Linked DNA regions of Homo sapiens: all the other regions are linked to region 3. A link is a loop called in an ENCODE intact Hi-C map of the cell type or tissue named here. Cell type or tissue: heart right ventricle. All regions are shown on one strand. Links, peaks and the distances in the headings refer to the core of each region. The heading gives the core; the rest is flanking DNA. Region 1 overlaps RNF144A (ring finger protein 144A). Region 2 overlaps RNF144A (ring finger protein 144A). Region 3 overlaps RSAD2 (radical S-adenosyl methionine domain containing 2).

Region 1 (10,472 bases), core at 3,470-5,969, 130 kb after region 3:
TGAGGACAGACAGAAGTGGGGGCTGGGGGGCTGTTGGGCTTGGGGCCAGTCTTAAGACTTCATTGACACTCACATCATCTACAGGGCGGGAAAACGTGCAAGCCCTTTGCTCTCTGGCAGAATGGAAGTTCTGGTCTCATACGGCAGCCTTCTCCTAAGTATGCTCTGCTTCAGTGTTTCTCAAACACACCCTACCGTGTGTGCCTGCAAGAGCCATGTCCCTGACGGGAGGGCACAATCTCCCAGGCCCACACGTCTCTGGAGCTTTGAGGCCTGATGCACAGGTTGCTGCTATTTAGCTTCTCATTCTCCTTCCTTGCCCATATTAGGGCGTGGGCATCTTGCCAAAATGATGAAGCTATGATTTTAGTTTTAGAATAATTTATTGATGCATACTTTTTTAAGAACTATAATTAGGCCAGCCTCGGTGGCTCACGCCTATATTCCCAGCACTTTGGGAGGCCGAGGTGGTCAGATTACCTGCGGTCAGGAGTTCAAGACCAGCCTGGGCAACATGGTGAAACCCTGTCTCTACTAAAAATACAAATTATCCAGTCATGGTGGCATGCACCTGTAGTCCCAGCTACATGGGAGACTGAGGCACAAGAATTGCTTGAACCTGGGAGGCGCAGGTTGCAGTGAGCTGAGATGGCACCACTGCACTCCAGCCTCGGCAACAGAGTGAGACTCCATCTCAAAAAATAAAAATAAATAAATAAATAAAACTATAATTAAATAGCAGGCCTATTTATCTGTTGGAACCATTGTAGCTAGGACAGTCCAAGCAAATCAAGTCGTGTTTCATGAAGGGATATATTTATGTCTGTTCTGCACAGCAAGGATGAATGTATCCAGTCCATCCAATAATAGTATTAAGCCATTCAGGTCTCATTCAAATAAAGCGGGGGGTGGGGCAGGGCGGACAGTCAGAGCAAGTCCATGCTTCCCATGTTAGCATTCATCTGTCCAGAGACTGTTCTTTCTTATGAGTGTTTCTGGGCAACCATTCATACCATGGGGCTATCTCAGAGCAGTTCAGCTTGGCACACAATGGCTGAGATGGGTCACCTCAGGCCTCCAAGGTGAAGGAGAAGTGGTTCAGACCAATGGGCAAAGTGGAATGAAGCACAGGCTGAGAGATTTGTCTAGAAGAAAATGAGTGTCTCTTTGAGATGGACTATTACATATGGTAACGGTCTGGAATATAAAGGCTACCTTTAAAAATTAGATTGCTTCTTTTGGAATTATTCCTTTGAAAGGCCTGTTGTCTCTTTATGAACTTTAAATTACTAAATTAATAGTAGAACGTGATGCAGCTGACAACATCTGGGTAAAATGTCACCATCTTCTATCCTGAGGCTTCATTTTTACTTCCTAGGCAAGTTTAATGAATCAGCATGGCAAGATGAATTTTCTTTAGCTCAAGTCCTCAAGGGGATTTGTGGAGTGGCATCTGAAGTCTTACCAAGTTTTTTAGGGCCTTCAAGGTCTTATTTATTTATTTTTGTATTTTACTGTATTCCAGTTTTTTTTTTTTTTGAAAACTGATCATTGAATTATGATATAATATCTAATATCTGGCCTGCAATTTATTACTCTTTGTAACTTTCCATAAAGAAGGAAGAAAGTGAAAAGTCAGTTTTCCTACACCTTGTCACAGAGCCCCGTGCGGATCATTTGGAGGCTGCATTAGAAATGGACTGACAGAAGTTTGGTTTCCCCAGGCTGCTTGGACCAAGTGACAGGGACTAGGAGGGAAGCTGCTGTTTTTCTCCTTCCAGCACAGAAGTGTGTCTTGTCTGCTCTAGTCCCTGAGGAAGGCCCTCCCTGTCCAGCTCCACCCTAAAGCAGGTTCCGCCCCTTGCTAATGGAGAGGAACCAGGCCGCACTTTTCCTCCATCAGAGACATCATCCTCATGGCCGTGCAGAGTTTCCTGTGTTTTCTTTGTACATGAAGAAAAATGACCCTGTGGCCAGAGGAAGCGGATGTGAAGGAGAGGGAGTCTACTGTTGGAGCCCTTTACCAAAGACATTAACAGTGATTTACGACAAGCACATAAATGCACGGCCTGAATCCAGCCAAGAGCACTCAGAGGAGAGAGGAGGGCTTGCCACGGAGCTTTTCTCTCCTGTTTCCCCCAAGCGTGCTTTCTGGCACATGCAGACATCCAGGAGTTATGAATATTTCAGACCGCCTCCTCCCCATCGTGGTCCTTACTGCCTCTCCTCCCCTGCTTCCCTCTCCTCATCTGCACCTGGCCAAGCGCATCTCCCCTTGAATCCTCACTGCTTCTCAGCTATCAGTGCTGGCCCAACATTTGCTATTTACTGTAAAAAGGGACATGTGCAGTTTCTTTCTTTTACGTATTTTTTGGCAGTAGATAGTTAATGTTTATCGAGGTAATTGTTCCAGATCAGCATTATACAGTTTGCTCTGGATACCTGCTTCCCTTAACGCACAGTATTTCTGTGAGTTGGAATGAGGAAGGCCAGAGAGGTTTATCTTTCTCAAACTAGTGAGGAAGGGAATCAGCCATCAGTCCCTGATCTGTCAAACTCTAAAAACCACATCTTTGTGTTAGATCAGGCTGTGTCAAGGCAGAGTTCCAGTGGACATTTTAAAGCTGAAGGTGCTAGAATTGCCCTGGGGCATTGGCTCTTTCACCAGCCCTCTCCCTGATTGCGGCTTCCCGGAGCTTGCACCATTGTTTCATCCCACCCCGGAGTTCAATGGAACTTTTCTGAACAATAGGAGGAAAGTATTCCCTATCACAGAAATAGATCTGTGTTCCTGCAGCTCCTGGGATTGTTATGCCTCAGGGCATCATCAATAAACTAAAAATCATAAGTCAATCATTTCTATATTGTGAAACCATATTTGAGTGCTTTTATCAGGGGATAAGAAAAGTGCTTTTTAAATAAACATTAATTTTGTACATGAAATCTGGCTGTGTGTCAGCCACTCCGCTCCGTTGGACCCCATGCGGGTCTGGTGAGATGAGGGTGGGGGGCGGGGTGGGAGGGTGAAGTTCTTGACCTTGAGGAGCTTGTCATCTCCCTGACGAGCCCCATAAGGCACGATCCGGACACATTGCTATGAAGGAGGCTGCATGGCTAAGGGTGTAAAGTCCCTGGCGGCCCCAAGGAGGAGTCAGGAGGTTACTGGCTCTGGGGGCCAGTGGGTAGCTGAGGACTTGAAGGCTGAGTGAGTTTGTTCACCAGAGAGGACAGAATGTGCTGAGCCAGGTTACTACCAAAGACCTGGGCACGATGAAAGAGGATGTGAACTCATACGTGGCCTGGCCAGAGATGCTGGAAAGACAAGGTGAGGCCCAGACGACGGCCCCTGTGTACCAGATCAGGGGCCTGGCCCCCAGCAGAGGCCTGTGCTTCCCAAGGATAGGATGGATCAGAATCACTTAGGGAGCCTGAGGACTGGGCCCTGCCTCAGACCTCGGAGTCAGTATCTTCAGCTTCCAAAAGCTGTCCAGGTGGCTCGGATGTGCAGCCAGGCTTGTCCATGTCTGCTCGCAGAGGTCAGTAACCACTTCTCAACTGGGTAGTACACAGGATTTGGTTTGCGTTTCAGAAAACAAATTCAAAAACGTTTAAAGAGCCTGCAGTGCAAGACATTGTGAGAGGCAGTCTGGAAAATGGAGACATACAAATGGAGAATGAGCTCTTCTCAGTGGTGTGTAAATTAATGTCAGCGCAAAGGAAATTTTGGTTAAGAGTTCAAGGAGGAGAGAGCTCACAGTGATGGAAGTGGACAGAAATAGCTTTGTAGAAGAGAAAGGTGTGGCCAGAAGTGGCTTTGTGTTTGCCTGCTCCTCCCTTTCCTCTCACAGATGGGGCATCTGGGCACAGAAGCGAGGCAGACAGTGGTAGCTGGGACCCCAGCCCCCAGCCAAAGCCTCTTGCTACTGCACCTGTAACAGCCAGGATTTGATGGCCCTCCATTCACTGTGCATTCAGACACCAGGAGGCTTGACCCCAAAAATCAGGAAACTCAAGGCTGGTGTCCTCCCCACAAGGAGAGGAAGTCCGGCTGCAGCCCCCAAACTGTCTTACCAGAGTTGATTGAAAGGAACAGAAGGCCATGACCCCTGACCTGCTCCTCCTGGTTTTCGGAAGAGTGACTTCCTGTTTCCTCAGGCGCATTGGGCCCTGTGTTTGTTTGTTCTTTTCTGAAAAAGCAGCTGTCTGTTTACAGCCTCCTTTAAATGAATCAACAGGCTTGCCCCTCCGTGGCACCATGTGCCTCGTCATTTCCTTCATTGATCAGGATTGAAAACGGTGCCTCCTGGTCCTGGAGGCATAGAGGGCTCGGTATAGAAATGCCATTCCCCTCACGCCAGTGGGTAGTCATTGAGATCTGGGTGCCAAGCACTGAGCTGGGGAACACACTTAGAGAGACCAACATGTGTGAGGGTCCCAGCTCCAGGAAATGGAGGTGGGGTGGAGAACGCCTGGAGGGAGGCGTCCACAGGTGTTCCTGGAGTGCAGAGAACTGCTGCCCACTCAGGATGGTCTGAGAAGATGCAGACAGAAAGTGCTCCCCGGGCTGGATCTTGAATCATGAGGAAAATCAAGTGGCCTGAGTGGAGAGGAAGCGCTTTCTAGGTGAGAAGCCCGACCTGATGGAGGGGGATGGATCAGCAACAAAGAAAATCATCCAATCCCAGGAATAGCCCTGTCACTGCACCAGGAAGATGCCAGGGCAGAGGGACTCTGGTGGAGTCACACACAGCCGGAGCCAGCAGGAGCTCTTTGGAGCAGCAGTGACCTGCGTGTTCAGTAGCCCTTTGTCCCCATGAGATCCCTTCTTTCCCACAAGCTCAGAAGCCAGCCACTGTGCAGGGGAGGTCCTTCTTTGGGCTGGGCCTGAAGTCTGGTCCAAAGCTCCCTCTAGAGCCCGAGGCTGTGCTGTCCAGGGCTGCTAGGTGATGAAGGGAGGCCCTGGGGAGGAGCGGCCTGGGCCTCCAGTGGCTGTGGCCAGGTGTTCCCGGATGCGTGCCCTTCCCTGTGTCACCTCCCTCATGTCTCCACTTATCATGAGCATAGGAGAAGAAATGCATCAATGGCTGTGATACTCACCGAACTGAGCAGGAACCACTCGTTCATGCCGTCTCTGTCTCTGCCCCTCACAGGATGATTTCCTTCTGATACACTACGATAAGGGACCCTGCCGGAACAAGCTGGGCCACTCCCGGGCATCTGTGATCTGGCATCGGACACAGGTAGGAGGTGATTTGCCTGGAAGGTTGATCTCAGAGAGAGACTGTGTGTGTGTGTGTGTGTGTGTGTGTGTGTGTGTGTGTGTGTGTGTGTATGTATATCTTTAGTGTTTCCAGACTTGCCTAAAGGACGAAGATCTCCTGGATAGAAAGAGCTAGTAGATGTGCTTCCTGCTGGTTTTTGCTGGTATAGGCTTATCCTTATGGAAGCCCTGGCCCAAAGTTAATGTCAACGCGCATCACATTCATTGTCTGATGGGTCTTCAGCATCAGACTTCAGATCACTTGCACGGGACTCATGGCCTTGGTCATGACCTGCTGACCGTGTTTAGGTAATCCTTGCCTAGCCCTTAACAAAGAGCTTTCTCTTGAGGCCCTGAGATAAGCAAGGTAGTAACAGGAATGGATAACAAGGAAGGAGTGGAAAAATTCCGAGGTCAGTGGTCCCCAACCTTTTTGGCACCAGGGACTCACTTCGTGGAAGGCAGTTTTTCCACAGACTGGGCAGGGGGATGGATTTGGGATGATTCAGCATATTGCATTTATTGTGCACTTTATGTCATGATTACATTGTAATATATAGTGAAATAGTTGTACAACTCACTATCATGTAGAATCAGTGGGAGCCCTGAGCTTGTTTTCCTGCAACTAGATGGTCCCATCTGAGGGTGATGGGAGACTGTGATAGATCATCAGGCATTTAGATTCTCATATAAGGAGGCTGCAACCCAGATCCCTCGCATGCGCAGTTCACAACAGGGTTCGTGCTCCTACGAGAGTCTAATGTCGCTGCTGATCTGACAGGAGGTGGGGCTCAGGCGGTAACGTGAGCAATGGGGAGCAGCTGTAAATACAGATGAAGGTTTGCTCGTTTGCTTCCCCCACCCCCACCACTCACTCCTGCCGTGCACCCTGGTTCCTAACAGGCTACAGACCGCTACCCGTCCATGGCCCAGGTGTTGGGGACCCTGGCCCTAGGTGTTAATGCCTGTGCAGTCTTTGGAGTTGATAAAGGACCCTCGTGTTGGTTAATATTAACTTGTGCTTTCAACACATATTTATAGCCTACCGTGTGCTGGGTACTGCTGTAGGAGCTGGAGATACAGTGGTGCGTGAGACAGATGTGTCCTTCTACGGAACTACGTTCTGTTTAGGGACAGAGATGATAAAGCAGCAAGGACACAGAACCTAATAAATCAGCTAGAGGTGACGTGATGGGGAGATGGTCAGAGATGATGGCAGGGACAGACCCTTTTAGGGCCTGGCAGTCCACAGAGCAACCCTGGATCTTGTGCTGGGTGAGTGGGAAGCTGCTGAGGGATTAGTGGCAGGAGGCACATTGGCTGCTGCTCCCTGCCTGCTCCTCGAGAGGCGTGAAGGGCTCAAGTCTGTGACTCCTTCAGGAGAGCCTCTGAGGCACATGTGTCAGCCTCATCTAAAAGATGGAGAAACTCAGTCTCAAGGCAGTTGCCAGGACGAGGGAAAGGTCCACCTACAGCTGCACTTCCTGGACAATCTTAAATGCCGACCACGTGGCAGAGCCTGTGGGCGTCCACAGCAGGCGATAAGACACGCCTCCCATCAGAGAGCAGATGCTGAGCATTCTTGGCCTCGCAGGCCGTAGGCCTCTGCTGCACCTGTCAACTCCACCTGGCGGCACAGAAGCTGCCAACGGTACGTCAGTGAGTTACCTTGGCCGTGTTCCAGTGAAACTGTTTACACAGGCAGGTGGAAGTGACTGTGGTGATGGTTGCGTAACTCTGTGAACACACTGGAAACCATTGAATGTGTGTACTTGATCTGAATTGCGTGGCACAGGAATTATGTCCCAATAAAGCTGTATGGATAAACAAAACAGAACAGATGATGAAGGCAGATTTGGCCCCCGGGCCATGGCGTACTGCCCTCTGGTCTAGAGAGTTGGTTTGAGCTCCTCTGACTGTTCTCTTTGCACGTGGCCCGGCACGGCTTGAATCCACGCCCCTTGCAGCTCTGCTGGAATCCGCGCCCCTTGCAGCTCTGCTGGAATCCGCGCCCCTTGCAGCTCTGCTGGAATCCGCGCCCCTTGCAGCTCTGCTGGAATCCGCGCCCCTTGCAGCTCTGCTGGAATCCGCGCCCCTTGCAGCTCTGCTGGAATCCGCGCCCCTTGCAGCTCTGCTCGAATCCGCGCCCCTTGCAGCTCTGCTCTGGCTGCTGTGACAAAGCGCTGCAGACTGGGTGGCTCAGAACAGCAGAAATGTATTGGCTCAGTCCTGGAGCTCAGAATTCTGAAATCGAGGTGTCAGCAGGGCCCTGCCTGCTCTGAAACCTGTAGGAGAGTCCCTCCGGCCTTGTCCAGCTTCTGTGGTTCGCCAGCCATCTGCGGCATTCCTGGACAGATCGATGCGTCACTGCAATCCTCCGTCTTCCTCCGGCTGCCTCTTCCCTGTGCGTCTCCACCTCGTCTTCCATCATTGTCCAAATCCCCCCTTTCTATCAGGACATCAGTGGTATGGGATCGAGGCCCACGCTAATCACCTCATGGTAACTTGATTGCATCTACAGAGACCCTGTTTCCAAAGAAGGTCACATTCTGAGATACTAGGGGGCTAGAACTTCAATATATTGTTTTGTGAGGACAGGATTCAACCCATAACAACACCTACACCCCCCTCCCCACGCAGCATAGAAACTGCCAGGAGGCTGCATTCCTCTTCTGTACTTGGTTTTCCCTGGGCTGTAGGTAGGGGGTGACTGGGTGCTGACTCGGGGGACCCGGCATTTGCACAGCCACCGTGTGAGTGGATGCTGTTGTGTGCACCTTGGCAGAAACTGAGTCAGAGCTTGGTGAGAACTCGGAAACCATTGCCCAACTCTGGCAGTTTCCCTGTAGAGAAGGTGAGTTCCAGGTGAGAGCAGGTGCTTTCCACAGGGACTCTGGCTGGCTGTTGCTGGGTGCCAAGCCTCCCACATACTCAGGCTTACCATCCTCACATGTATTTTGCTCTGGAATCTGTGGTGTGAACAGGGCTCAGCCAAGCCAGCCCATGTGCGGCCCACGTGGCATCAGCCGGGGCAGCTCTGAAGCTGGGCAGGAGCCCCTGCAGGCCCGTGCCCCATGCTTCTGGTGCTTGATCTGGCTGCTGGCTTGGGCCTCAGCTGGGGCTGGCAGTCAGATATCCTCACGCCATCGTGCCCTGGAGCTGCCAAAGGCCCACTGGTCTTGGAACCTGGGAGAGCCTGAGCATGGGTCTTGGCAGCCGCATCTTCCCTGCTCCTCCAGGCTCACTCTGAACTTTGGCCTGCAGCGCCCGTGCTTTCCCTGCCTCTCTCCTTTGCCCTGGCCGTTGCTGCCAGCTTGGTCTTCATCACTCTCTTCCTCTACTTCTCCTGTTCCTGCCCAGCTCTGCACATCCACATTCTAACCTTCTCTGTGGCCCAATCCAGGTGTGACCTCCTCCGTGAAGTCTCTTGTGTGTGACTGTCATCCAAGAAGAGCCCTCCCTCCCATGTGGACCCACCCCACTCTGGTCATAGCCCAGTGCTCATCTGGGTCTTATCTCTTAGGATACAGAAAAGTGCTCTTGGGAGCAGGGACCTGTTTTGCTCATCTTTGTAACCTCTTTGGCACTGGTCCTGTGCCTGGGGCACAGTTATCTTTGGAAGTAGTGCACGGGCAAAATCGCGAATGACCCGTTTGGCCGTGGGTGTTGACTCGCAGCCCTCTCCACAGGGCTAATGGTCCTCGTGCCTTCGGCGGCTTTCTACACGTGGGGAACTTCACAGGGGCCGGGCAGGGAGCAAAGGGTTGCTGTGTCCCCGTCCCAGGAGCCATGAGAGCTGCTTTATTTTCTGGTTCTGCTCCTGGTGAGGAGAAGGTGGAAGTGGATGACTTGGAGCTTGTTCGTCCCCATTCAAAGACAGGAAGAACTGTTTTTGTTTCTCCTAGGGAGGGACAGGAGTAACACCACCTCTCTAATGACACCTAATAGTTCTTCCTTTCTTTGAAGGCAGAAGTTGCAGTGATCCAAGATCGTGCCACTGCACTCCAGCCTGGGCGACAGAGCAAGACTCTGTCTCAAAAAAAAAAAAAAAGTTCACAAAAGTGCGGTGAGACTTGGAGCGATAGTGTTTGGGGAAACAGAGCAGCCAGGAGTGTCAAGCTGTAGCAAGCGACAGCGTGCAGCCGTTTGAGTGGACGCCCACCCTCCTTAGGAGCCCCAGCTTTGCTCGGACTCATCTCTGTCTGCCTTTTGGAAATGAGTCCGTGTAAAGAGCTCGCTTCTGCCACCTCCTGCCTAGTTTTCAGGCTTCCGGCATCTCCCCTGCCCTGTCCTTCCTCCGGGCTGCTACGGCACTGAGCGTGCTCCCAAGTGCAGTGCTGTGAAGGACACCTGGTAGCACCAGGTGCCTTTGTGGCACGTGCACCTGCCAGGCTGTGGGAAACTCATAAGATCGCAAGGCAGGGTGAGACATTAGAAGCCAAGAATTATTTCTTGATAATTCAACAAGCTGGAATATTCAAGAAAAATAGTATGAAATGAGTGGCACCTGAATCAGACCATAAAAGTCCTAAATACTGGATGTTGCAGAAAGTGCTTTGAAGGAGGAGAGGACAGTGTGAGCGGAGGCACAGAATGGGACACTCTGGGGCCGGCTGGGGAGCCTTCGGGAGTGCAGCTGATGGGAAGTTAGGGGCAGAGTCGTGATTGGCCTTGGAGAGGGTGTGGTGTCTTGCTGTAGACTTAAGTCTGTATGGCACTAGGGAGCCAGAGAAGGTTTTAGAGCAGCAGAATAAAATGCTCAGACGGGGCATAACCTGAAGACTTCTGCTGAGCCTCTTGGTCCTCCACATTTGGCCTCCCTTGTCATCTTCATCTCTGCAAAGCAGAATCTGCCAGCCTTGTGGCCTCAGAGGAGCCCGCTCAGGATGGCCTGCTGTTCTGCCTTCTCCACTCCTGTGTCTCTCTCTTGCCCTGTTTTGTTCCTTCTCCCTGTCAAGCTATATCCCTCCCATCCATTTTTAAGGCTTTGCTCCAGCTCCTGCTTCTCCCGTTACGTGTCTCTAAAGAGCCCAGGCCACAGCACGTGCTGAGCAGCGTCTTTGGAATCTTACTTGACTGCAGCCCACAGGGAGACATGTACCAGTGTAGTACCTTGTAACCCATAAAACATCCCTGTGCACACCCACATCGACATAACTTCCCCACTCTGTGCTCCTGCATTTTCTGTTCTGCTCTGTTTACTAAAGTCCTC
Region 2 (10,472 bases), core at 3,664-6,163, 150 kb after region 3:
CATTTTTGCAGGATTTGGGCTGCTGCTCTTGGTGGCCTCACCTTTCCTACTCCTGGCCACTCCCTTTGTACTTTGCTGCAAGTGCAAGTGCAGTAAAGGTGACGACGACCCGTTACCCACCTAGAGGAAGCGCGATGCTGGAACACATCCCTGCCTCCGGGAAGTGTGGCTCTCCCCCAACCCTCCCCACCGTCCCCCCTTCACTAAACATCTTTCTTGCCTTATGTGCCCCATTGAGCTTCACAGTGTCAGGCTGGACGCCGTGATTTCAGGGACCTATGTCACAATGTTCGCTGAGGCCCCAGGTGTGGTGGGGAGGGGAGGCAGGTGTGGGTAGCGCACATCCCCACAGATCAATCTCTGCAGATGACAGGGAGGTGCTGTGAGAAGTGCACCAGGCAGCTTTCTCTCTGTGGTAGACTAGGCATGTCTGGGGATGGCCTAAGAGACTTTCTGCTCCTTGGCTTCTAGATGGCACCATGTTGTCAGAGAAGTCTTTTAAGGACTGCCACTCTCTTCAGACAGAATCTGATTATTCCAGCTTGAGAGAAGCACTCTGTTTATGACAACTGTTTTTATTACTAATGGCATTTAGTAAAATCCTTTTTAGAAGGTATTTTTTTTCCAACTGAGTAGTGAAAATCAACAAGGTGCATATAAACCATCCTATGCCTTTCTTGAAATGTGCATTTTAAGAAGTTATAGTTAAACGACTTTTCAGGAGATTTAGAAAGCCTTATGCACTCTTTGTGTTTTTCTTGAAACTTGCTGTAGTAACTTTTTGAACGCTGTAAGCTGTGTACTGTTATAAGTGTGCTTCCTATATTGTTGCATTTCCTTGATAATATTGACGTGTTTAAAGGAACATCTCATCTCCATTAGATTTGCCTTTTGTTGTTTTCTCTCTTTGGTGATTCAGCTCAGCTCATGGGCCTCATCCCTTCTCTCCCAGGTAGCAGAAAACGCTTTTTATTGTATTCAATCCCACTGCTTTGCTCGGCAATGGTTCTCCTCCGAATTGCTGCCGTCTGGCCTCTGGCCTCAGTCTTCAGATAGACAGTAAGAAGAAAGCAGCCTCATTGATCCGCAGATGTAGGGGCCTCTTGGCAGAGGCTGGAGGACTCTGGGGGCTAGGGAAGAGCCTGCCAGATTTTCACATTTTTAAAATGTTCTAGTCATTTTGAGAAATCATATATCTTACACAGTTCCAAGTCCTGTTGCTAACCGTTTTGCTCTTGTTGGGGAAAAGAACCTCCCATTTCACTTCGTTTTAACGTGGGGATTTTACCACTTGATCTTTTACAGGGCTGTCTGTGACCATTTCCATGGCAGCAGGATGCAGGGATTAATAAGGACACATACACATTATTCCACCAATTGACTTTGAAAAGTGGAGAAAGTGTATTCTTTAAAGAGAATTTACTTCTAAAAGCCACAGGTGCTTTTACAAAGCAAACTGCATTGAATTTAAAACTTCTAAAAATAACAGGCAAATATTGTAGCTATATTACAGTGGGATTTTAAAAATCTTGTTAAACATTCTATAAAGAAGTAAAACAAAATCCTTTTATCTCAGTTATTTGCCCATCACAAGCACATTTTTAAAATGTTGCTTTGTGTGTGTTTGACTTCTGCATTTGAGTATCAGTCTCAGGTCCTAGTTTACTTTCCCTGGTTGGAAATTTATTTCTTATTTCCTAACATTGAATTCGTTAGAAAAAACAGCGTCACCTCACTCTTCACCTGTCATGTTGATTTTCCTTATGAACCCGAAGCCATTTAGAAAATCCCTGTGTGTCAAAATTACATTCAAAAAGCTCTCCTTGTAATTGCAAGTTTAGTAACTCAGTAAGAACATGCCTGCGACTCCCTTTCTGGATGGAACCTGGGCTGTGGCTCTCTGTCGTTTGTGGTGCTGTGATGGTGTCTACTGTTAGAATAGCTTTTCTGGAGGTGGGTGGCAACTCCACGCGGGAGTCATTGGCTGGGCTTGAGCCCTCAGCCTGTGATATGTGGATGCAGCTGTCCAGCCACTGCCCTTTAACATGCCCAGCACACATGGGAGGCCTGTGGCCCTGTGTCCAGTGGCCCACAGGACACGCCTCCACCATATGCTCATCCTTCCTGCCTGAAATTGCTGCTGCCCATCGCATGAGCCCACACAGTAGCACCCCCGTCCTTAGGATGAGAGTCAGAGCCTTTGGAAAGGCTGCATCCCCAGGGCTAGAGCTCAGATGACCTTATTTCTAGAGGGACAGGCTGTTCTGTTGGAAGAGTCTCTGGCCCAGTCATGCACATCTGTAGCCCCAGCCATCCTTGTGCCTTCACCTCTGATGTGTTTCACAAGCACGTAGTTCAACCCAGATAGGGACCACAGAGATTCTGGGGCCAGCCAGGGGCAGTCAAATTGGCACCTACTGGCTCTGACTTTTTGTATGAAGCATGCCTCAGTTTCCTCATTTTGATCTAGATATAAAATTAAAATTGTCCATTTCCTATATAAATACCAGCAAGATCACTCTGAGATACATAAACTCGCATTTCCTTCTGTTTTAGTAAGGAGTGCCAGACTTATCTTTGATGGGAATACAGTATGAACCCTGCTTGATGTAAAATGGAAATAGCACACAGGCAGATGGCCCTGGGTTTGGACTTTGATCTTGCCATCATTCCCCAGTAAAACCTGGGGAGTTCTGCGTTGAGTGGACGGACTTATTCCTGTGAAGCGGCATAATTTGTCTCCATTGAAAAATGGCATTCACTCTTACAGATGGTGTTCACTGCAAGCCCCAGAAGCATATGGCATGTGTTCACTAAGAGGCCTTTAATCCTGGGGAGTAAGGGGCGAAGGCCCTTAGACAACCATGGCTGCTGTACTGCCGCCCAGGGTGGGTGGCCAGTGAGGACTGGCCTTAGCCCAGTGGACCTGTGGCTTCTCTGAGGCCCTTGAGTAACTGACCACATTTGGAGGTTTTGCTGGAAATGCCTGACCTCTCAGTCTGGCTCTGCTGTGTAGTCCATAGCCCAGCCAGATGAGCTTGCAGCCTCATAGGAGGTCAGCACCTTGCAAAGATGCAGTCACCATAGATGTCCACGTAGCAGAGACTGACTTAGGATCTGAGATAAAGCATCGGATTGCAGGAATAACTGTCCAAATTAGTTCTTCCTCCTCAACTCATAGGAGTAGCTGTGGACAGAGGAACCAACATCTGCCACCTCTGGCATTTTCTTTCTTTTTTTTTCTTTTTGAGACGGAGTTTCGCTTTTGTCCCCCAAGCTGGAGTACAATGACAGGATCTCGGCTCACTGCAAGCTCTGCCTCCCGGGTTCAAGCGATTCTCCTGCCTCAGCCTCCCAAGTAGCTGGGATTACAGGCACCCACCACCTCACCCAGCTAATTTTTGTATTTTCAGTAGAGACGGGGTTTCACCATGTTGGCCAGGCTACTCTCAAACTCCTGACCTCAGGTGATCTGCCCACCTCGGCTTCCCAAAGTGCTGGAATTACAGGCCTGAGCCACCCCACCCGGCCTATTTTCTTAAAGGGGAACAAATGATCTTGACAACATATTATTCCATAAAACCAGTTTAGGGCACAGGCCAGTTCCTGATTAGAACACAGGACCTGTGGGAGGGACTATCAGAGATGCAAAAATTACTTCAAGATGAGTTTATTGTTTTCATTTGTATTGCAAAAGTTAGAAGTCATTTTACAAATTAAAAAAACATTTTTTTCTTGGTAGTCTTTAAAAATTAGGGGATTGAAAGGATCCAGGATGGGCTTTGTGTGTGTGTCTCAGATTCTCATTTATTAGTGAGCACACCTGTGTATATATATAAATCACAAGGAGATCATCAAGGGAAAACATTTTGCATGTGTAAAGCTTCATGAAGTTCTCTTTAAAAAATACCAAAGCTTGTTTATTTCTGATAATTAACCTAAGCCCTTATGAAAATAAACAAAATGAAGGGATTATGACAGGTATTACCAAAAACACCAAAAGGAACAAAGGGGCCTGCGTTAAAACCTAATTGCTAATGCTTCACAACTAGGAGAGCATGCCGTCTTGATGTTTAAAAAACCCAGGGTCTCCACCCTTCCTTTGATTTGTGCAATTCTGTCTTCCACAGTTCCGGAGCCTTCAGTGAGGGGTAGCTACATGCCCCATGCCTGCCCTTTCTTTCCTTCTTTGCTCACTTTACTATGGGTGTATTTTAATCTTGTATAAAAATATGCATGAATGAGTCATGCACATGTATACGTTATGTATTTGACAAGTGGTGGTGAAACAAAATCAAAACAGATTTGATTTGTGTTTTTGAAATGTCAGTACATTTTGTGCCACTAACACTGTGATGTATAAAAGAGCTGTTTGAATGCCTTTTAATGTTGTGTTTTGTACTCTGGAATCATATGGAAAAAGTTTGATTTGTAATTTCAATACATATTTTAAATGTATTGTGTCTTACGTAGTTTGTCCCCCCCTTTAGCAGGGATTCCTTTTTAAAGCTATTTTGGCTGGAATACAGGTGACTTTTGTAAACCCCGCGTGGCTCCGTCTTTTGTAGATGCTTATCTGACTACTGGCCTGAAGATGGAAAATATTCTATCTTCAGTCTTCAATATTTAATCTATTGAAGATTGAAAATATTCAATGTGGGAACTGGGGGTGGAGGGAGAAAGGGTGAGGCAGGGGAGGGATCTTATATCACTGGGAAAACAGCTCTTGTATCCTGAGATTTTCTGTTTTAGGAATGTTCTCAACTCCTAGATGCCAAAATTACTTGGTTTGTTGGGTGTATCAACCCGTCCAGCCATTCCTGGCTCCCTCTTGTGGTGCCCAACCGGTACTGCAGCATCAGGAAGCATCTCATCCCCACTCAGGGCGCTCTGCTTCCATCCGCAAAGACAAGTTCCTTACAGACCTGTCACATTTTATGAGTTGCAGCATGAAAATCAGGAGGCATCCTTTATCTGCTGGGGGTGGGGAGAAAGTGGAATAAATATGGATCCTTCTCATTTCGTAGGAGAGATAATAATGAGCTGAAGATGTGGTGGTTCACCTTGATTTTCATTCACCTCACTCCAGCTTGGAGGAGAATCTATACCTCATGCGTTCATATGATGCTCAAGTCTGGAATAGGCAACTGGTTCCTTGTCCTGTGTTTAAGTTTTAAATCCATTCTTTATATCTACAGGTGCACATTAAGGGAGTGGATTTTGTTAACTGGTGATTCATAGTGGGCACTGAAGACTCAATATATCTGCCCTCAAGGAGCTCTTAGTCTCAAGGGGTTGACAGATAAGTCAGTCAATTATCATAAGAAGGTGGAATAAGTTCAATGGTAGACGCACGCTCAGCAGGCTTTGCGGGCACAGCACAGCCCTTCGGCCAGGCCGGAAGGTCAGGGAAGGCTGTCCAGAGGACGCCATGTATGAGCTCGCTCTTGTAGACAAGTAGGAACTAGCCAAGCAAAACTGAGAAGTGTGTTCAAAGGAAGGGCCCAGTTCAACAAGCGCACAGAGTTTGGTCCAACTGGCGTGTCGGGGTTGGAGAGTTACTCAAATGTCTGACCTGGTGGGGGCACAGTGTGCCGAACTCAGGAACTGGACCTTCATGATAAAGGCTGTGTGGGAGGAGTGAGTTAGGGTCCTAGGGCTGCTGTCACAAAGGACCACACACCAGGGGCTACAACAACAGAGCTTTACTGTCTTCCAGGTCTGGAGGTTGGAAACTGAAGGTTCAGGTATCTGCAGGGCTGGAATCTTCTGAGAGCGGTAAGGAGGATGCCCGTGTTGCTCTGCAACTTCCTGGTACTGCTGGCAGTCCTGGGTGTTCCTTGGCTGGTAGATGCACCCCCAGTCTCTGCCTGCAGGTTCCCACGGCGTTCTCCCTGTGTGCACGCCTGTGGACACAGCTCCTTCATCTAAGGGCAAAGTCATATTGGATTAGAGCCTACCCTGATGACCTCATCTTCACTCGATCATCTGCAAAGACCCTATTTACAAATAAGGTCAAGTTCACAGGTTCTGGGGGTTAGGCTTCAACACTTTTTGTGGGAAACACAACTCACCTCCATAGGAGGGAGCACGGACTCTGAGTGGGCTGTCTGGCCCCAGGGAGGTCAACCAGAGAAGGTGGACGGGTACAGCAGGTGGCGGGGCTCCGTTGCCGGTGGTGCTGCCTCAGGTGCAGTCCAGAAGCAGTTCTTCCCTACGCTGGGTTGCACATCAATTCTTGAAGCGGGCCTGGAATGTAGGAATTGCCCCCCAGAAAACACTGCCAAAAAACAATGATGGTTAAGCAAAATAAATCCATATTTCTGTGTCTACCTAGGTACATATATTTGTTTCTAAAAATTGAAAAAGAAATTTGCCAGCAAAGAGTCTTATCAACTCTTAGAGGAACCCAAATTACAGGGCATAGAAGGTGGGAATGGCACAGACTTTGATAGCATGTGCTTATCTAGAAGGTATTCTAAACTTGACTTGTTTGCAGGAGGTACATGAGAGATTATAACTGCTGATGTGGCTCGACCACAAGACAGTGTCCATTACTCAGCTCAGCTCAGCTCATCTCTGTCTATACCAGTGAGCAACTCAGCCATTTAAAAACAGCAATTGCTGCCCACGACCTGGTGTTGGCTACTCGCTCTTCTCTAGCTAAAGTCACCCAGGATGTGCATTTTCGGATGAAGCCAACATCGAATGGGGCCCAGAGCAGCAGGGTGGAGAGCTGCAGTGGCTGCTATAGCCAGGGAAGGCTGGAGCCACATCGCAGGAGGGTGACTTCCCGTGCATGTGACAGCCTGGGAGCACCTGTTTCCTGTTTGAACATTGGGATAAAAAGTCTTGCACAGGATTTTTCTGAGGATAAATGAGGAAATGACAAGTAAAACATAGAGTACATTTTGGTGATAAAATATTAAGTTGCTCATGCAGTTCCACTGTGAATGTGGATGAGGCTCCCAACAAGGGTACCCACTCAGCACTCCTGCTTCAAGCACAGAAGGACCCTCTTCCCTCCTGTTTTCCTTGTAGGACCTGAGAAACGAACAGCTCACATCATGGCTCATGCTACCCAGGGGTGCAAGGAAGTGGTTGTGCGTACAGCCTGTGGTTAATGCAAAGAAAAATGGAGTCAATATTTTCATATTGGAAAATCTGAATTTGCAGTATCAAAAGTCATTCACTTGTTCTCCTAGGCAACTATCTGGGTCTTTTTAAAATATATTTTTATTTATTCTTATTTTTTCTCACTGACTTAACAGAATTCATTCAGAACGTGAGTACATGTGATGTGTTTTTTACTGCACAAGAAAGATCCAACAAGGGGTAGTCTCTTCTCACTTCTCAGAATTTATCAGCTTATCACAACTTTTATGAAAAGCCCAAAATGCAAAAGGGAATAACGTTTCAAAAGCTTCTGACAGTTGGACTCCATGTTCCTTTTATCCAGGGGTTTAAGAAATTAACATTGTAAATAGGTTTTCATATTTGCCTGCTGTTATTGGACACATAGTGGTGACTTACTGAATGCCTGTCAGATAAAGGAATTAAACTCCTGTTGCTGGGGGTGTGTGTGTGCAAGAGCCTGTATGAAGTACATGTGTGAGTGTGCATGTGTGTCTATGTGTGTGACTGTGTGTATGAATGTGTGTATTTGTAGTGTGGGAAGTGTATTAGTCCATTTTCATGCTGCTGATTAAGACATCTGAGACTGGGAAGAAAAAGAGGCTTAATTGGACTTACAGTTCCACATGGCGGGGGAGGCCTCAGAGTCATGGTGGCTTCTTAAATGGCAGTGGCAAGAGAAAAATGAGGAAGAAGCAAAAGCAGAAAGCCCTGATAAACCCATCACATCTCGTGAGACTTCTTCACTATCACGAGAATAGCGCAGGAAAGACCAGCACCAGTGATTCAAGTACCTTCCTCGGGGTCCCTCTCACAACATGTGGGAATTCTGAGATATACAATTCAAGTTGAGATTTTGGTGGGGACACAGCCAAACCAGTCACTTGGGATGGTTCAGCTACAAAAAAGCCTTACGCTTGAACTGGAGGTGTAGACAGTCCAGAAGCAAAAGCCTCAACTGTAGTTGGAAGAAATCCCTATTGTGAGCTGAGAACCTCTTCTGAGCCAGGCATTTGCTCACTGCTTTCCATGGGTTGTGTTTCATGCTCACAAAGCTGCGAGTCTTATCTTCATATCACTGGGGCTTGGAGAGGCCCATTTGCCACAAGTGACACCAAGGATAAGTGGCTGGTGAAGCTGGGAACCCAAGTCTGCCCTGCGGGGACCCAGTGTTCCTCCCACCACACATGGCTTCCCTGGGCCTCTTCCTGATTTACCCTGACTGGCACACAGAGACTTGTCTCAGCCATGTGGGGTGGTTTCCTTTCTGTTCCTGGGATAGTTTAAATCCTGCATCTGAAGATCGCATCCCAGGAGAAGAAACCCAGTCCTGTCTGTTTTCAAGCCAGCAAGATGAATGAGAAAAATGAGCTCAGGAAATCCTGAGGGGGAAATAGCTGCTCTCAGGCACACCCGTACGATCTCAGATGATTTCAGAGATTACAGGCAAAACATGGCTCATCTCCACCTTCAGATAATCGCATACACAAGGACCTTCCAGGGGATAAGCATCAGGTGGGAGATGGTGCCCATCGCAGGACAAACACTGCGCTTCCTGAATCAACATGTTGTTCACAGGAGAAACTAATTATCAAAACCACCCTGGGACGTAAACTATTATTATCACAATTCTTCACTTTAGGCAAGAAAATTAAGGCTTAGAATCATTAAGAGTCTTGCCCTATAACAAACAACGAGCAGACCATGGGGCCCGGCCCAACCCCACAGCCAGTAGGAACACACCTAGGCAGGGTTCAGTAAGACACCCAAAGCCACGTGAAGGTCAAGGATGGGCCAACAGTGCTCAGAGGAGCCTCCCTGCAGAAAGGGTGTTAGGGAGACTGCAGTAGGGGCCACGTTGCTTGGAATTAGGGGGTGGCCACAGCATGGGGACCTTTCTAAGCTATGTTTCCTTGGCAGCAAAGTACTTCATAGGAAACGATCACCTTGGAAATTAAGATTTCCACAATCTGAAGCAGAATTAATCCAAGAGCCAAAATGACATTGAAAACTGCAGAGGTAAGTGCTGGTGAAGTCTACTCAACCTTCTGGAAGAGATTCACTTTCACCTAAAGCCAAGTATGAATGCACAGACAGCAGCTAAAACACAGCTGTCTTGGGTGCCACAGGCTCTTCATTGGATACCTACTTTGCAGAAACCCGTGGCAACTGAGAATGATAGAGATGCAAAGCCTCCTAGTCCCTCCTCCCCACCGGGGGCTCAGGATGTGGTGGGATTTACAGTGTAGACAATTACTCTCCTATGAGAGGGTTTGTGGGGCCCTATAGGATCACAGAGGAGGAATGAATGGCTGCACCTGGAGGGAAGGCAGGGCCTGGGGAGGCTCCCTGTGCAAAGGTATCCCTCTGAGTTGAGGGTTGAAGGCTGAATAGTTTTCAGCGGGGGCTGTTGGGGGATGGGCTGGCCTTCCAGGCAGAGGAGGGTAAGGGATGAGAAACAGAGATATGAAGGTACCGCATTTTCAGAAACACTGTATAGTGGCTGAGCACAGTCAGTGCTCAACAAATGTTGCTTGAATGAGCAAATGATGCTTCCAAAATAACTAAGTCCAGGAAGGAGGTGAAATTGGCTGTATATAAATTATTGATCAATGGTAAGGCAATGAATGAGAAATGGCTGATTAGGTAACATCATTCACACTCAGGAGAGAAAACCTCTGGAGATTTTGTTTGCTGATTTCACCTGGCATACAAAATCCTGAAAAACGAGTCTCTTGGAATCCACAAAGGATGAAGATGACAAAAATTCAACTGTGCTCAGCGATTTGAGTTTTCAACGACACGAAAATGAGGTTGCAGTCAGAGTGGATCTTTTTCTCATTTCTGCACAACTCTTAATACATTGTTGGTGCACAATGAATGTTAAATAATAATTTAATGTTTTTATTAATGACAAAGGAGGAATCAACATATTAATGAAACTTGCAGATGATACTAAGCTGGGAGTTATTACAAACACCAATTAGGAGATGAAGACGATGAAGAGGGACCGAGGAAAGAAAGTTCCAACAAAGTGAGCTTCTGTCTTGCAAATACAAGCAAATGCACCTGCAAAAAATGTGTACTGTGGGAAGCTCAGAAGGCGAGGCTAACACAGGCTTAGGAGGGAAAGCAGTCCAAATGCAACGGCTTTTGGAAACGCCAGGGGCAGGATGTGTGATGAAAGTCATAAGAAAAAGCACAATCTCCTCGGCTTTTTCAGTCGAAAATGCATTCGATACCAAGTTTCATTTGGTTGCACGTTGGAAGCTGGTCATGACTTTGAAGGAAGAACTGTTTGCCTTTCCCAGGAGATGAATTCACGAGTGAGTAGGACC
Region 3 (2,500 bases), core at 1-2,500:
AGCTCTAGTGATATCTGTGGGGGCAAAATTTAATTTGGATTTGATTTTTTAAAACAATGTTTACTGCGATTTCTATATTTCCATTTTGAAACTATTTCTTGTTCCAGGTTTGTTCATTTGACAGAGTCAGTATTTTTTGCCAAATATCCAGATAACCAGTTTTCACATCTGAGACATTACAAAGTATCTGCCTCAATTATTTCTGCTGGTTATAATGCTTTTTTTTTTTTGCCTTTATGCCATTGCAGTCTTGTACTTTTTACTGTGATGTACAGAAATAGTCAACAGATGTTTCCAAGAACATATGATATGATAATCCTACCAATTTTCAAGAAGTCTCTAGAAAGAGATAACACATGGAAAGACGGTGTGGTGCAGCCCAGCCCACGGTGGCTGTTCCATGAATGCTGGCTACCTATGTGTGTGGTACCTGTTGTGTCCCTTTCTCTTCAAAGATCCTGAGCAAAACAAAGATACGCTTTCCATTTGATGATGGAGTTGACATGGAGGCAGTGCTTGCATTGCTTTGTTCGCCTATCATCTGGCCACATGAGGCTGTCAAGCAAAAGAATAGGAGTGTAGTTGAGTAGCTGGTTGGCCCTACATCTCTGAGAAGTGACGGCACACTGGGTTGGCATAAGATATCCTAAAATCACGCTGGAACCTTGGGCAAGGAAGAATGTGAGCAAGAGTAGAGAGAGTGCCTGGATTTCATGTCAGTGAAGCCAAGTCACCATATCATATTTTTGAATGAACTCTGAGTCAGTTGAAATAGGGTACCATCTAGGTCAGTTTAAGAAGAGTCAGCTCAGAGAAAGCAAGCATAAGGGAAAATGTCACGTAAACTAGATCAGGGAACAAAATCCTCTCCTTGTGGAAATATCCCATGCAGTTTGTTGATACAACTTAGTATCTTATTGCCTAAAAAAAAATTTCTTATCATTGTTTCAAAAAAGCAAAATCATGGAAAATTTTTGTTGTCCAGGCAAATAAAAGGTCATTTTAATTTAGCTGCAATTTCAGTGTTCCTCACTAGGTGGCATTTAAATGTCGCCTGATGTCATTAAGCACCATCCAAAAAGTCTGCTTCATAATCTATTTTCAAGACTTGGTGATTCTGAAAGTTTTGGTTTTTGTGACTTTGTTTCTCAGGAAAAAAAATATTCCTACTTAAATTTTAAGTCTATAATTCAATTTAAATATGTGTGTGTCTCATCCAGGATAGGATAGGTTGTCTTCTATTTTCCATTTTACCTATTTACTTTTTTTGTAAGAAAAGAGAAAAATGAATTCTAAAGATGTTCCCCATGGGTTTTGATTGTGTCTAAGCTATGATGACCTTCATATAATCAGCATAAACATAAAACAAATTTTTTACTTAACATGAGTGCACTTTACTAATCCTCATGGCACAGTGGCTCACGCCTGTAATCCCAGCACTTGGGAGGACAATGTGGGTGGATCACGAGGTCAGGAGTTCGAGAACAGCCTGGCCAACATGGTGAAACCCCGTCTCCACTAAAAATACAAAAATTAGCCAGGCATGGTGGCGTACACTTGTAATTCCAGCTACTCAAGAGGCTGAGGCAGGAGGATTGCTTGAACCCTGAAGGCAGAGGTTACAGAGCCAAGATAGCGCCACTGCACTCCAGCCTGGATGACAGAGCAAGACTCCGTCTCAAAAAAAAAAAAAAAAAAAAGCAAGAGAGTTCAACTAAGAAAGGTCACATATGTGAAAGCCCAAGGACACTGTTTGATATACAGCAGGTATTCAATCAGTGTTATTTGAAACCAAATCTGAATTTGAAGTTTGAATCTTCTGAGTTGGAATGAATTTTTTTCTAGCTGAGGGAAACTGTATTTTTCTTTCCCCAAAGAGGAATGTAATGTAAAGTGAAATAAAACTATAAGCTATGTTAAATACATTTTCAGCTGTTTTATCCACCATTATTCACAGGCCACGCCCACACCACCCCCACCCCCACCACCACCACCTAATGCACTGTCAGGATTTGCAAGGCCTTAATGTTTAAAATATTCAAATGTTAATTTCTCTTAAAGGGGAGAAATAAGGACTTCTAACATTAGAGTAAATTCAAATTCAGCCTATATAGTGTTTTGCTTTATGTTTTCAGTTTTAAATGTGAGTGTTAGTTTTGTAAAACACATTTAATTGGGAAAGCAAGGAACAATTTCACGGAGGTATCTTATGTGTTAAGGGAAGATATTTTATGTTGCATTTAATTCTTTCTTTTTTTAATCCAAAATTTTATTTGACCATGTTTGTCTAGAAGTGACAATATTGTTTCTTACGTTAACTAGAACTGGAGCCTGGAGATAGAAAATAAGTCTAGTTACATAAAAATTTTAAATTTATGCACATTTGAATTTATCAATTATGAATATATACACTCTACACAATGAATAGTGGAGAATAATGAAAGTAGCAAACCATTGTATATGTCAAAGTAATTTCTATAGCATATATATATGTGTGTGT

The links. Peaks named below come from ENCODE experiments on the same cell type or tissue, not always from the same donor. Only the 100,000 strongest peaks of a DNase experiment are listed, where the experiment ranks them.
Region 1: a loop joins it to region 3, with 4 times the contacts of the local background. A loop is called at or near these places in 24 of 110 quality-filtered maps.
Region 2: it touches region 3 in a loop (10-fold over the local background); 88 of 110 quality-filtered maps call a loop at or near these places.

The regions. Positions count from the first base shown.
Region 1 is chr2:7,024,976-7,035,447 of GRCh38, forward strand. RNF144A (ring finger protein 144A) reads left to right here. Exons shown (of 9, transcript NM_014746.6): 8 at 5,151-5,240. Among named protein-coding and RNA genes, the nearest start is that of GRASLND, 110 kb to the left of the region's middle. In heart right ventricle, for the core only: a CTCF peak has its summit at 4,906 (motif pointing left); a DNase peak (open chromatin) is centred at 4,868; H3K27ac peaks cover 1,589 bases.
Region 2 is chr2:7,039,637-7,050,108 of GRCh38, forward strand. It overlaps RNF144A (ring finger protein 144A), which reads left to right. Exons shown (of 9, transcript NM_014746.6): 9 at 1-4,543. The coding sequence ends at 124. Among named protein-coding and RNA genes, the nearest start is that of GRASLND, 130 kb to the left of the region's middle. RefSeq lists a silencer at 4,442-4,736. In heart right ventricle, for the core only: a CTCF peak has its summit at 4,838 (motif pointing left); a DNase peak (open chromatin) is centred at 4,845.
Region 3 is chr2:6,896,315-6,898,814 of GRCh38, forward strand. It overlaps RSAD2 (radical S-adenosyl methionine domain containing 2), which reads left to right. Exons shown (of 6, transcript NM_080657.5): 6 at 1-1,925. Among named protein-coding and RNA genes, the nearest start is that of RSAD2, 20 kb to the left of the region's middle. In heart right ventricle, for the core only: a CTCF peak has its summit at 1,034; no DNase peak of the experiment used is centred there; H3K27ac peaks cover 594 bases.